Linked DNA regions of Homo sapiens: region 1 is linked to region 2. Evidence: chromatin loops called from intact Hi-C (ENCODE). Cell type or tissue: mammary epithelial cell. All regions are shown on one strand. Each heading gives the region's core, and the rest is flanking DNA. Links, peaks and the distances in the headings are about the cores only. Region 1 overlaps LOC105374906 (a long non-coding RNA gene). Region 2 has its middle 52 kb from the start of SNRNP48.

Region 1 (5,381 bases), core at 144-5,143, 57 kb before region 2:
AATTTTTATTTTATTACAACACAATATTTCAATGTGTTCCAGGAACACAAGAATATTCATTATTATAGATAACATTTCAGTGTTTATTTGTTTATAGAAAATCAGTAAATAAAACTTCAGTTTATTAACATGTGTTTCAAAGTTCACTGCTTTGCCAAATTGAATTTTGGCAATTTAAAAAATAATCTAAAAATCATTATACACATAAAGATATAGGAAAGATTTTATTTTTCTTGAAATAGGTACAACTTCAATTTGTTCTAATATTCTGAACATTTCTCTATATTCTCAGTGTTTTCTCTCATGACATTTTGTGATCTAAATGATTTTAAGATTTATAAACCAAATTCTTTGGAACAGTCAATTCTTTAGATCAATTTGTTCTCCAAAGCAGGTTATGACGTGATTCAAATGACATACTAAACCTGGAAGTGAATCCCACTTTTGCCACAAATTAGCTGTGTAACTTTAGGTAAGTTCCTTAACCTTTCTGTGCTACCTTCTGCATCCATAAATAAGATGGTTTCTGCAGGTTCTCCGAGCTCAAAACATTCTAGTTCAAAAATATTTTCAAGTAAGAATTTGCCAAAAACAAGAGAATCAGGAAACAAAAGGTTTCAGGAAACAAAAGGAAACAAAAGTTCCATCAGTTTACTTTAAAAAGGAATAGCTGCTACCATGTGCTGAACTGGTTCCTGGACCAATCCACAGTGAGACACTCATTCAGTAGACCATCTTCCATTTTCCCTGTACAGTAAATGCTTGAAGGTAGCTCCCAAGAATGTTATACACTTTCCTTATGGAGGTGTATAAAATTCCCTGTCACACCCAAAGGGTATCGTAGAAATGTATTTCCTTTTGGGCAACATCTTTGTTATTGAAAGAAAACCTCCAAAATGGTGTTTCCACTTTTTTTTTTTTTTTTTTTTTTTTTGAGATGGATTCTCGCTCTGTCACCCAGGCTGGAGTGCAATGGCATGATCTCAGCTCACTGCCATCTTCGACTCCCAGGTTCAAGTGATTCTTCTGCCTCAGCCTGCTGAGTAGCTGGGATTACAGGTGCGTGCCACCATGCCCAGCTAATTTTTGTATTTTTGGTAGAGATGGGTTTTCACCACGTTGGCCAGGCTGATCTTGAACTCCTGACCTCAGGTGATCCACCAGCCTCAGCCTCCCAAAGTGCTGTGATTACAGGCGTGAGCCACTGTGCCCAGCCTGTTTCCACATTTTAAACTTACCTTTAAGTACTCAAATGAAGAGCTGTGTCTATGAATGGCATTTTCTATATGGCAAGCTTAAGCAATGGGTATAACTATGGGACACAAAAACTTATAATCCAAAAGACCACCAGGATGACTAAATAGTAGAAAGAAGAGCTTTATTGGTGATATCAGTTGCAAGCTGGAAGAGAAAGTCTCCAGCATGGACCAAAGATGCTCTCTCTTCAAACAGGGGAAGGACAGGTTGGGTCTCATTCCTCTGAGAGTCTGTATTACACAATAGAGTCATACGTATTCAGCAGGTTTGGGGTAGAAGCTATACATATTTATGAGGAGAGCCAAGCACAGGAGCAATGAATAAACAAACATGTAATATACATCCCATATTCACTTTGGGGCAAAAGGTGAACTATAGGACACAAAGACAGTGTGTGTGCAGCCTCTATAAGCTGGCTGAAACTGGCTTAAGGTCTGCAATTGCTCATCAGAAAAGAATGTTTGTAAGGCCTGTCCTCTGTCCAATCAGAATAGTAGTGGTCTGGATTGCAAATTGGAGTTAGGATAATTTGCCCAATAGCTCCTATTGTTAGGGAGTTTAGCAAGAGTGTGGATTTTCTTACAGGAATTTAGAAATTCGCAAGGCCAGCTGGGCCCTAAGCTCTCAATCCATAGGTAAAATTTTTTTTTCTTTTTTTTTTTTTTTGAGACGGAGTCTTGCTCCATCACACAGGCTGGAGTGCACTGGCATGATCTCAGCTCACTGCAACCTCCGCCTCCTAGGTACAAGCAATTCTCCTGCCTCAGCCTCCTGAGTAGCTGGGACTGCAGGTGTGTGCCTCCGTACCCAGCTAATTTTGTATTTTTAGTAGAGACGGGGTTTCACCATGTTGGCCAGGATTGTGTTGAACTCCTGACCTCGTGATCCACCCACCTCTGCCTCCCAAAGTGCTGGGATTACAGGCGTGAGCCACCTCACCTGGCCAACTTTTTGTTTCGTTAACCTTAAGGTCCTTCTTCATTGATAAAGTAATGTCTACTTTGGTCTCCCAGATCACAATCTCAATCTATTTTCCCAAAGAGAAAATTAATCAGGTAAAACAGTTGATTAATGATTAGCAAATAACAACAAAAAACACCTTAATACTTTAGTCCTTAGAATCCTTAAGTCTAATCATAATGCTTAAAAAAACAGCACTTCATATTGACGATAATGTAGTTCTTCAGGTAATAAAAAAAATTTAAAAAATAAAAGCACTTCATAGATAAGGGACAAATATTATTTTTTTTCATCTCCCTTTCTTATGTTCCCACAAATGGGAAAACTGGGGTTATCTTCAAGTTTACATGGTAATTTAAAAAATGAAAGCAAAAATCTAAAGGATGTTGATAAATATGCTAATATATTGCCTGCTGAAGTCCATGCCTGTTTTCCATTCGGTGAGGTCTAAGCTTATGGCTTCATTTTGTGAATATAAATTAGTGAAAAACAAAAACAAAGGCAGAACCAGTCGATATGGGCTTTCTGTCATCTTCAAATGGGGAACTGCAAACGTTTAAATCAATCCCCAGTCCTATTTTTGGTTTGAGGGAGACATATATCAACACAGATTTTTTTTTTTTTTTTACCTCTGAAAAGTAAGTCACTACTTACGTAAAACAAACACCCCAGAAAGGAAAGCTTCATCATCCTCCGCCTGCAGTGGGATTTGGGGAAGTGTGCTGACGCAACTCAGATTTTCAATTGCCAAACAACGACTGAGCTCATCTGTATGGAGTTGGTAAATTAGAAAAGGTAAACGACAAGAAATGTTGCGTAATGACACCATAAGAAAAAAAAAGTCATTTCTGAGTTTGCTGTTCTTTAAACTCTTTGAATTCTTGCTTCAGTGGCTCTGTTGAGTCACAGCTGTGATCCATGTTGGCATGAACCAAAAATAACATGACTAACTGCAAAGGTTACAGGGTTTTGGCCAGCTTTTTACGGCCACACAGCAGTACCTTTCTGTTGAGTGGAAATGTAACATTTAGCTTGTAAGGCAAATCTTTCTCAAGCAGGTTCTTATTCAAAGTTGTTTTAAGTCTTCCCAAGGCGTTGTTTCTGCTCTGCTGAAAGCTGGAGTCAGCAGACTGCTAAGGTCTGAAAGATACAGAATTTAAAGGACACACTTATCTTAGTGCAACTTCCTGTAAACATCCTATGCCTGACAAGACCACTAATGGAGAAAATGTAGCACGTTGCTTAAGTAACATAAAATGAGTACTACATCTGACTTCCATTAGCAAACATAAACGCTTTTCAGACTCCTTTCCCCTTCTTCCCCCTCCTTCCCCCAAAATGGCACTACGGACTGCTTCACTTTTTCCAATCCTACAGTGATATTTGGAAAGTTCCATTTGCTTCCGTGAAGAAAAATACAGAGAAGGAAAAAATACATAATAGCCATCTATCATCTTGTATGTGAGGCTGCTTGGTTATGGGATTCTCCCCTCCCCACCAGAAAACTCTGTGTGTTCTATGACTAATTTAGGTATCATGGTGATAACCCTATTTTTCTCTAAATAAATGACTTGTATATTCAAGTAATTTTTTGTTTTGTAATCTCTCAACGAGGGTTTGGTTTGCCCTAATCGATCTTTCATTCATTTTTGTCATTTGTTCATTTTGTCATTTTGTCACTTATTGGACAAATATTGATTAAATGCCTATCATCCTATAGGATGACAGTAGTCAGTGGCACCAGACACAGTGCTTGCCCTTGTGGCAGGGGATTTAGTAGGAAAGACTGACGTGAATCAAAGAATCACAAAATAAGTTTGATAAAACAATTGGGATAAACACTCCAATTTTGTGTTGACAAAACAATTGGGATAAAGGTTCCAATAAAGGGGAACAACACACTTTAATAGAACGTAAGGGGCCTGGCACAGTGGTTTATGCCTGTAATCCCAGCGCTGTGGGAGGCCGAGACTGGCGGATCACCTGGGGTCAGGATTTCAAGACCAGCCTTGCCAACATGGTGAAACCTCGTCTCTACTAAAAATATAAAATTAGCTGAGTGTGGTGGCACGCGCCTGTGATCCCAGCTACTCAGGAAGCTGAGGCAAGAGAATCGCTTGAACCTGGGAGGCAGAGGTTGCAGTGAGTCGAGAGCACACCATTGCACTCCAGCCTGGGTGACAGAGCAAGACCCCGTCTCAAAAAAAAAAAAAAAAAAAGAACATAAGGTTAAGAGGGTTGAACCTAACCACGTAACCAAGGAGGTTAAGAAAGGTATCTCCAAACAAGGAATATCTGAGCAGAGATTTAAAGGGTGAGACAGAATTAATTGGGAGTGAAGAGGGAGGAAGAGCCATCTAGGTGGAGGACTGCTCTTTTCTGATGGGGAGACCCTGCGCAGGAGAGCATGGGTGCATTTGTGGAACTAGAAGATCTGGGTAGTCCAAGGGACAAAGCAGAGGCCAGAGTGGGTACAGGGCCAGGAGTGAGGCTGGAGAGCTGGGTAGGACAGAGACTACCTAGGGACTGGGCGCCACTGATCAATTATTTTAAGCCTTTCTCTTAAGAAAAGAAGGAAGCCATTAAAGGTGTTTTAAGTAGTGGGTGACTACCAGATTTCAGTTTTATATTTGCCACACAAGCTAATGGTTGAGTCACGAAAAGAAAGAAAAAAGAAAAGAAAAACCCAACAAAGACCCAAAAATGAATTCTGGGCTTAATTATTCATTATTGGTAGGAATATCCCCAGCAACACATTACAAATAAACTTGGCACATGTGCGGTTCCTAGCAAGGACAGACAACGATTCTTCTTTTCATGGTCAGAGAACGTTGACCCAAACCGTGGTCACTTTGCCATTAGTCACGTCAGCTTTGGTCAATCCCAACCCACATGTTTCCAAAACACTGTGGAGGTGCTCTGGCAAGACAGATCCAAGGCCATCAATAGGCCAATGAACCCAAGCGGCCTCAGGTCTTGGGCGTCTCTGAATGGAACACCTGCAGGGAAATGCAAGCATGAGAGCAAGTCCACAGAGCCCAGGCTAGTGGGTGCTCAGGACGAAGGCATTCAGGTGCTTCGTTTTGTCTTGTGTGAAACAGCCTTCAGATGTTCTAAAGTGAGACAGTCGGCTCGCTATGGCAGACCTCTAAGTTCCACCCTTT
Region 2 (5,381 bases), core at 218-5,217:
GCATTGCAGTGTCTCTGACTGTCCTGACCTTGTCTGGAAAGTTCTTTTCTGTTTGTCACCCTCTAAGAGCTGGATATGGTTGTGTGTTCCAAAGATGCAATTTTACAAAGGCTCAAGCTCTCAAAGTTGCTCCAGAGGATTGGGGTTGCGGGTGGTGGGTAGTCAGGTTGTAATTCCGTATGTTCATGCTCAAGCTCAATGCCAAGAAGAACTCACAGCTAGAGAATAATAGAATCAAAAGATAAATATGGTATATCTTTTCAGAAAATCTATTTTGCTTAATAGAAAGTAATTTAAAACATTACTTATATAACAAACAGATGTATAATGGAGTAGATTGAAAAGTTTACAATAATTTTAAGATAAGCGGTAAATTTCAAAGAAATATTCAAGCTTGCTGTGGAGACCCAAACTAAAATAACTTGCATAACAAAGAGGGGAAAAAACACCTTTTTTGGATGGGCGCGGTGGCTCACGCCTATAATCCCAGCACTTTGGGAGGCCGAGGCGGGCAGATCACCTGAGGTTGGGAGTTCGAGACCAGCCTGACCAACATGGAGAAACCCTGTCTCTACTAAAAATACAAAATTAGCCAGGCATGGTGGCACATGCCTGTAACCCCAGCTACACGGGAGGCTGAGGCAGGAGAATCGCTTGAACCCAAGAGGCGGACATTGTGGTGAGCCAAGATCACACCATTGCACTCCAGCCTGGGCAACAAGAGTGAAACTCCATCTCAAAATAATAATAATAATAATAATAATAATAATAACAACTTTCTCTTTCAGGCAGAGATGAAGAAGCATGATCCTCATCTAAGAAGTTAATCCTCTCAGCAGAAAGCTCAGTGACTTGGCAAGGTATTCTTAATAGCCAAGGAACAGCCACTGTGTGTGGCTGAGCAATGGGCCTGTTTATTATCCCCAACAGACCCACAGGGAGACAATTTAAAATGCAAGGTGAACAGAATCCTATTGTGAGTAAGTAGGACTTGCAGTGATGGAACTGTGAGGAAAGTATTGATCTCTTTCTCTCTGCTAGACAGGAAAATAAATACAATTATCTCCAGTATCCACTGAAGATTGGTTCATGGCCCCCCGAAGGATGCCAGAATTCACAGATGTTCAAGTCTCTGATATAAAATGGCATGGTATTTGCATATAACCTATGCACATCCTCTCATATACTTTAAATCCTCTCTAGTTTACTTGTGATACCTAATGCAAAGTAAATGCTATGAAAATAGTTGGCATACTATATTGTTTATGGAATAATGACAAGGAAAAAAATGTACATGTTTCATACAGACACGATTCTTAAAAATATTTTCAATCTGCAATTGGTTGAATCAATGCACGTGGAACCCACGGATATGGAGAGCTGACCATATCCACATCTGCAACTCACACTGTTAGGCAGGGCATAAACAAGTCTGCCAGGCAGTCTCATAGGAGAGTCTGACACAGCATATTCAGGAGCAGTAAAACCAAAGTCCATCGCCTGCACAATTCTGCAGAACTTGGATGGCAGAGGCCACCACAGCCTGTCCCTCCCTGAGCTACTGGGATGCTATTTCCAGACTGACTTGCTGAGACTTTGCAGAAGTTCTGCTGGGAGGAGGAAGGTGTATGCTGGGTCATAACAATGCATGTGACAAGGTTTCCCAAATGGCAGGAGAGTCAAGTTGGAGCTTAGAGGGTGGAGGTGCATGGCACAGAGGCTTGAGGGCCTGAGGGCAGAAACTGGGTACCTCAGGCTGGGCGTGGTGGTTCACATCTGTAATCCCAACACTTTGAGAGGCGAAGGCAGGCAGATCGCCTGATGTCAGGAGTTCAAGACCAGCCTGGCCAACATGGCGAAACCCCATCTCTACCCAAAATACAAAAATTAGCCAGGCATAGACGGGGGGTGGTGGCGCCTGTAATCCCAGCTACTCTGGAGGCTAAGGCAGGAGAATCAGTGAACCCGGGAGGCAGAGGTTGCAGTGAGCCAAGATTGTGCCACTGTGCTCCAGCTTGGGCAACAAGAGCAAAACTCTGTCTCAACAACAACAACAACAACAACAACAGGCCGGGAACAGTGGTTCACACCTGCAATCCCAGCACTTTAGGAGGCCAAGGAAGGTGGCTCATCTGAGGTCAGGAGTTCGAGACCAGACTGGCCAACGTGGCGAAACCCCATCTCTACTAAAAGTACAAAAATTTGCCTGACATGGTGGCCCATGCCTGTAATCCCAGCTACTCGGGAGGCTGAGACAGGAGAATCACTTGAACCAGGGAGGCGGAGGTTGCAGTGAGCTGCACTCCAGCCGGGGCGACAAGAGCGAAACTCCGTCTCAAAAACAAAAAAACAAAAACAAAAAAGAAAAGAAACCAGTACATCAGAACAGGGTCCCTGTGGGAGGTGGACTGCCTTGCATGCTTGCCCTTAGACTATGGGCACTGCCAGCTTATGGTTTGCAGTTCTTCCCACTATGTGTTGTCATTCCCTTTAGTTTTCCCCAGTCCTTCAGTAAATCCTATCTACCCATGTAGCTATGTGTGGTGGGCTGTAAAGAGGACCTCTGCAGAGCCAAAAGAGGGCTGCAAAACCTGTCCCACTAGAGCAGAAACTGAGAAGTGAGGGTGACTGCCCAGCTCACATCCACATGGTGGTTGTATCTTTACCTTCCTTTCTTTGGTGAAATGGCCTCACTGTAGCAGGTGATCCATGTGCCAGCTGCAGGGGACCACTCCCATGACCACATGCGTCCAGAGGAGGCTTTTGGCCCTAGCTAGGCTCGTCAAGCTGACCCAGGAGGCAAGCCAGGCCAATGAGAACCCTTGCCCAGGTTTTTTCAGCTAAAGCTGGAAGAAGCTCTTTCCTATCAGTTGGGAAAGCTGGGAAGATTGTGCCCAATGCTGCCAGCAGCTGTAATTTTAATCCTATGGAGTGAAACAGTTTAGGAGAACGATGGCATGTAGAAAGAAAGAGGTAAAAGACAGAGCCTGAGTTTTGGGTAACCCTGTGTTTTCTATCTACAGGAGGACAGGTGCCCAGATGGCTTTGTACTACCCGGCTCTCCCTACTCCTGCTGGTAGTTCTTGGAATAACTGTAGAATATACAGAGACCGCAACATCCTAAGGTAAGGGGCAACTGTCCAGAACTGCCTGGGCTATGTCCTCATCCCTCCTAGAACAGGATGGCCTGCAGTACTTGAACTCAGTGATCCAAGTTCCACCAAGGGCATAAAACTCAGAGTGGAGTGCTTTTGCGGTCCCTTAGCTGCAATGCAACATGGGTCATGTGCAGACAAGACTCCAGCCACCCAGGGCAGCCCCCCTGAGCCTGGGGGAACTGGCTTGCCGTGGATCCTAGGCTTCTGTTTATCCTCACCACCTATCTGTGAGTAATAAAGTTGCTTTGCCTGACTCATGCGACTGTTCTTTCTCACTAGACTCCAGTGATAAAGAACCTTTGTACTACTTTTCATGTGAGTCAATACATTCCTCTGAGCTTCCTTGGATAATCAGATTATCCAAGTTGATTGGTATTGGATAATCATCCTGTTTAATCAGCATCGTTTCACATACATACTTGTGCACACACATGCACATGTACACCCATAGGCACACATACACACACACGTGCATATGCAAAGAGCAAGGGCACTGTAGTCAGTGGGTTCCAGACTGAGACCAGCAGTGAAGGAAGTGAAGCGTAAAGTTGAAAAGGTGAGAATATAACTCTGAGAGGTCAAATGAGAGCAGATGGGAGACATCCACCCCTCTTTCCCCAATATTATAGAGGGAAGGGACTTCTTAAAGGTGGAAAGACCTGTAATCCTAGCACTTCGGGAGGCCGAGGTGGGCAGATCACGAAGTCAGGAGATCGAGACCATCCTGGCTAACATGGTGAAACCCCATCTCTACTAAAAATACAAAAAATTAGCCGGGCATGGTGGTGTACGCCTGTATTCCCAGCTACTCAGGAGGCTGAGGCAGGAGAATGGCGTGAACCCGGGAGGCGGAGCTTGCAGTGAGCCAAGATAGTGCCACTGCACTCCAGCCTGGGTGACAGAGCGAGACTCCATCTTAAAAAAAAAAAAAAAGGTGGAAAGACTGACAGTTTAGATTTGCAAGTTCCAGAGCAGAGCTAGAACCTGAGCTTTGAGACATAGACTACAGTTCATTCTATCTACTACACCAAGGGGACCCCATGAGTTAAAGGGAATGATAACAAGAATGAGTGTTTGTAGCAACAATTTCCCAATCAAACTGATAACAATCATGAAAATATTCCTCAGGTTTACTTTTACATCTAAGGCATCAGAATAGATTTGGTCTTTTATAACATGCAATTATTTTCTAAATAAACTTTGACATTCCTGAGAAGTTGCTAGTAAGATTCATTTTTTCAGATATTAAAACCAAGATGCTGAGAAGATACTCTCAGAGCTTAGAATATATTCCAGAAAAAAAGGTAATAAAGGAGGCTGCTATGAATTGAATGGTGTCTCCCAAAATTCATATATTGAAGCCCTGGCCCCCAGCGTGATGGAATCTGGAGACAGGGACTTCAGACAGGGATTAGGGTTAGATGAGGCCATGAGAGTGGGACCCTAAAGATTGGATTAGTTCCCTTATAAGAAGAGGAAAAAGCCCGAGAGCCCTCTCTCCTCGTGCATGCCCGGAGGAAAGCCCCTGTGAGGACAGAGTGAGAAGACAGCTGTCCGCAGGCCAGGGAGAGAGCTCTCACAGCAACCAGATCAGACAGTAGTTTTTGAGATCAGCCTTCTAGCCTCCAGAACTGTGAGAAACAAACTTCTGTTGTTTCAGCCACCACCCAGTCTGTGGCACTTTGTTATAGCAGCACAAGCTGACTAATACAGAAGCCAAGATCACAATTACTGCAACCAAGTGTGCCAGGTTCCCTGGTTTCTAATCTGAATTTCCAGTATTCTATTGCATTGTCAGATAAGGCCCCAGACTAAGTGTCCACTTTTCTTTGTTTGAAAAAGAAAAGAGATAGGAATGGATTATCCTTGTGGGTCTAGATTATCCTTTGTGGGCCTAAAAACCTGAAATGCATTCTAGCCATCCTCAGTGGTTCCTTGTTAATAATTCTTGACCTAGAAAATAGTTTGGATAATTATATTTTTTCAAAACTACAAAGCCCTGCTATAGATGATAAGATCCATTTTCAAAGGAAGGGAAAATCTATAAAATTGGAGACAAACTTTCCGGTTCAGAAAGTTCTTGGTCACTGGTCTATTCTGAAAATGTCAAAAAGTTTCTCATGTTCTAAAATTATGTTTTTTATTCTATTGTGGAGAAGTGAACGGTAGATTTTTTTAAAGCATTAGGTACTAAAAAAAGAATAAATCACTTTAATCAGAAGC

Evidence for each region. A loop is a pair of places that touch in the nucleus more often than their neighbours do. Peaks named below come from ENCODE experiments on the same cell type or tissue, not always from the same donor. Only the 100,000 strongest peaks of a DNase experiment are listed, where the experiment ranks them.
Region 1: it touches region 2 in a loop (2.9-fold over the local background); 4 of 110 quality-filtered maps call a loop at or near these places.

What each region holds. Positions count from the first base shown.
Region 1 is chr6:7,695,963-7,701,343 of GRCh38, reverse strand. It overlaps LOC105374906 (a long non-coding RNA gene), which reads right to left. Exons shown (of 4, transcript XR_926437.4): 3 at 3,219-3,357; 4 at 1,362-2,985. Among named protein-coding and RNA genes, the nearest start is that of BMP6, 27 kb to the left of the region's middle. RefSeq lists an enhancer at 2,774-3,068 and a silencer at 5,117-5,281. In mammary epithelial cell, for the core only: no CTCF peak of the experiment used is centred there; DNase peaks (open chromatin) are centred at 1,693 and 3,033; H3K27ac peaks cover 1,654 bases.
Region 2 is chr6:7,639,093-7,644,473 of GRCh38, reverse strand. No RefSeq gene overlaps it. Among named protein-coding and RNA genes, the nearest start is that of SNRNP48, 52 kb to the right of the region's middle. In mammary epithelial cell, for the core only: a CTCF peak has its summit at 3,042; a DNase peak (open chromatin) is centred at 3,373; H3K27ac peaks cover 1,708 bases.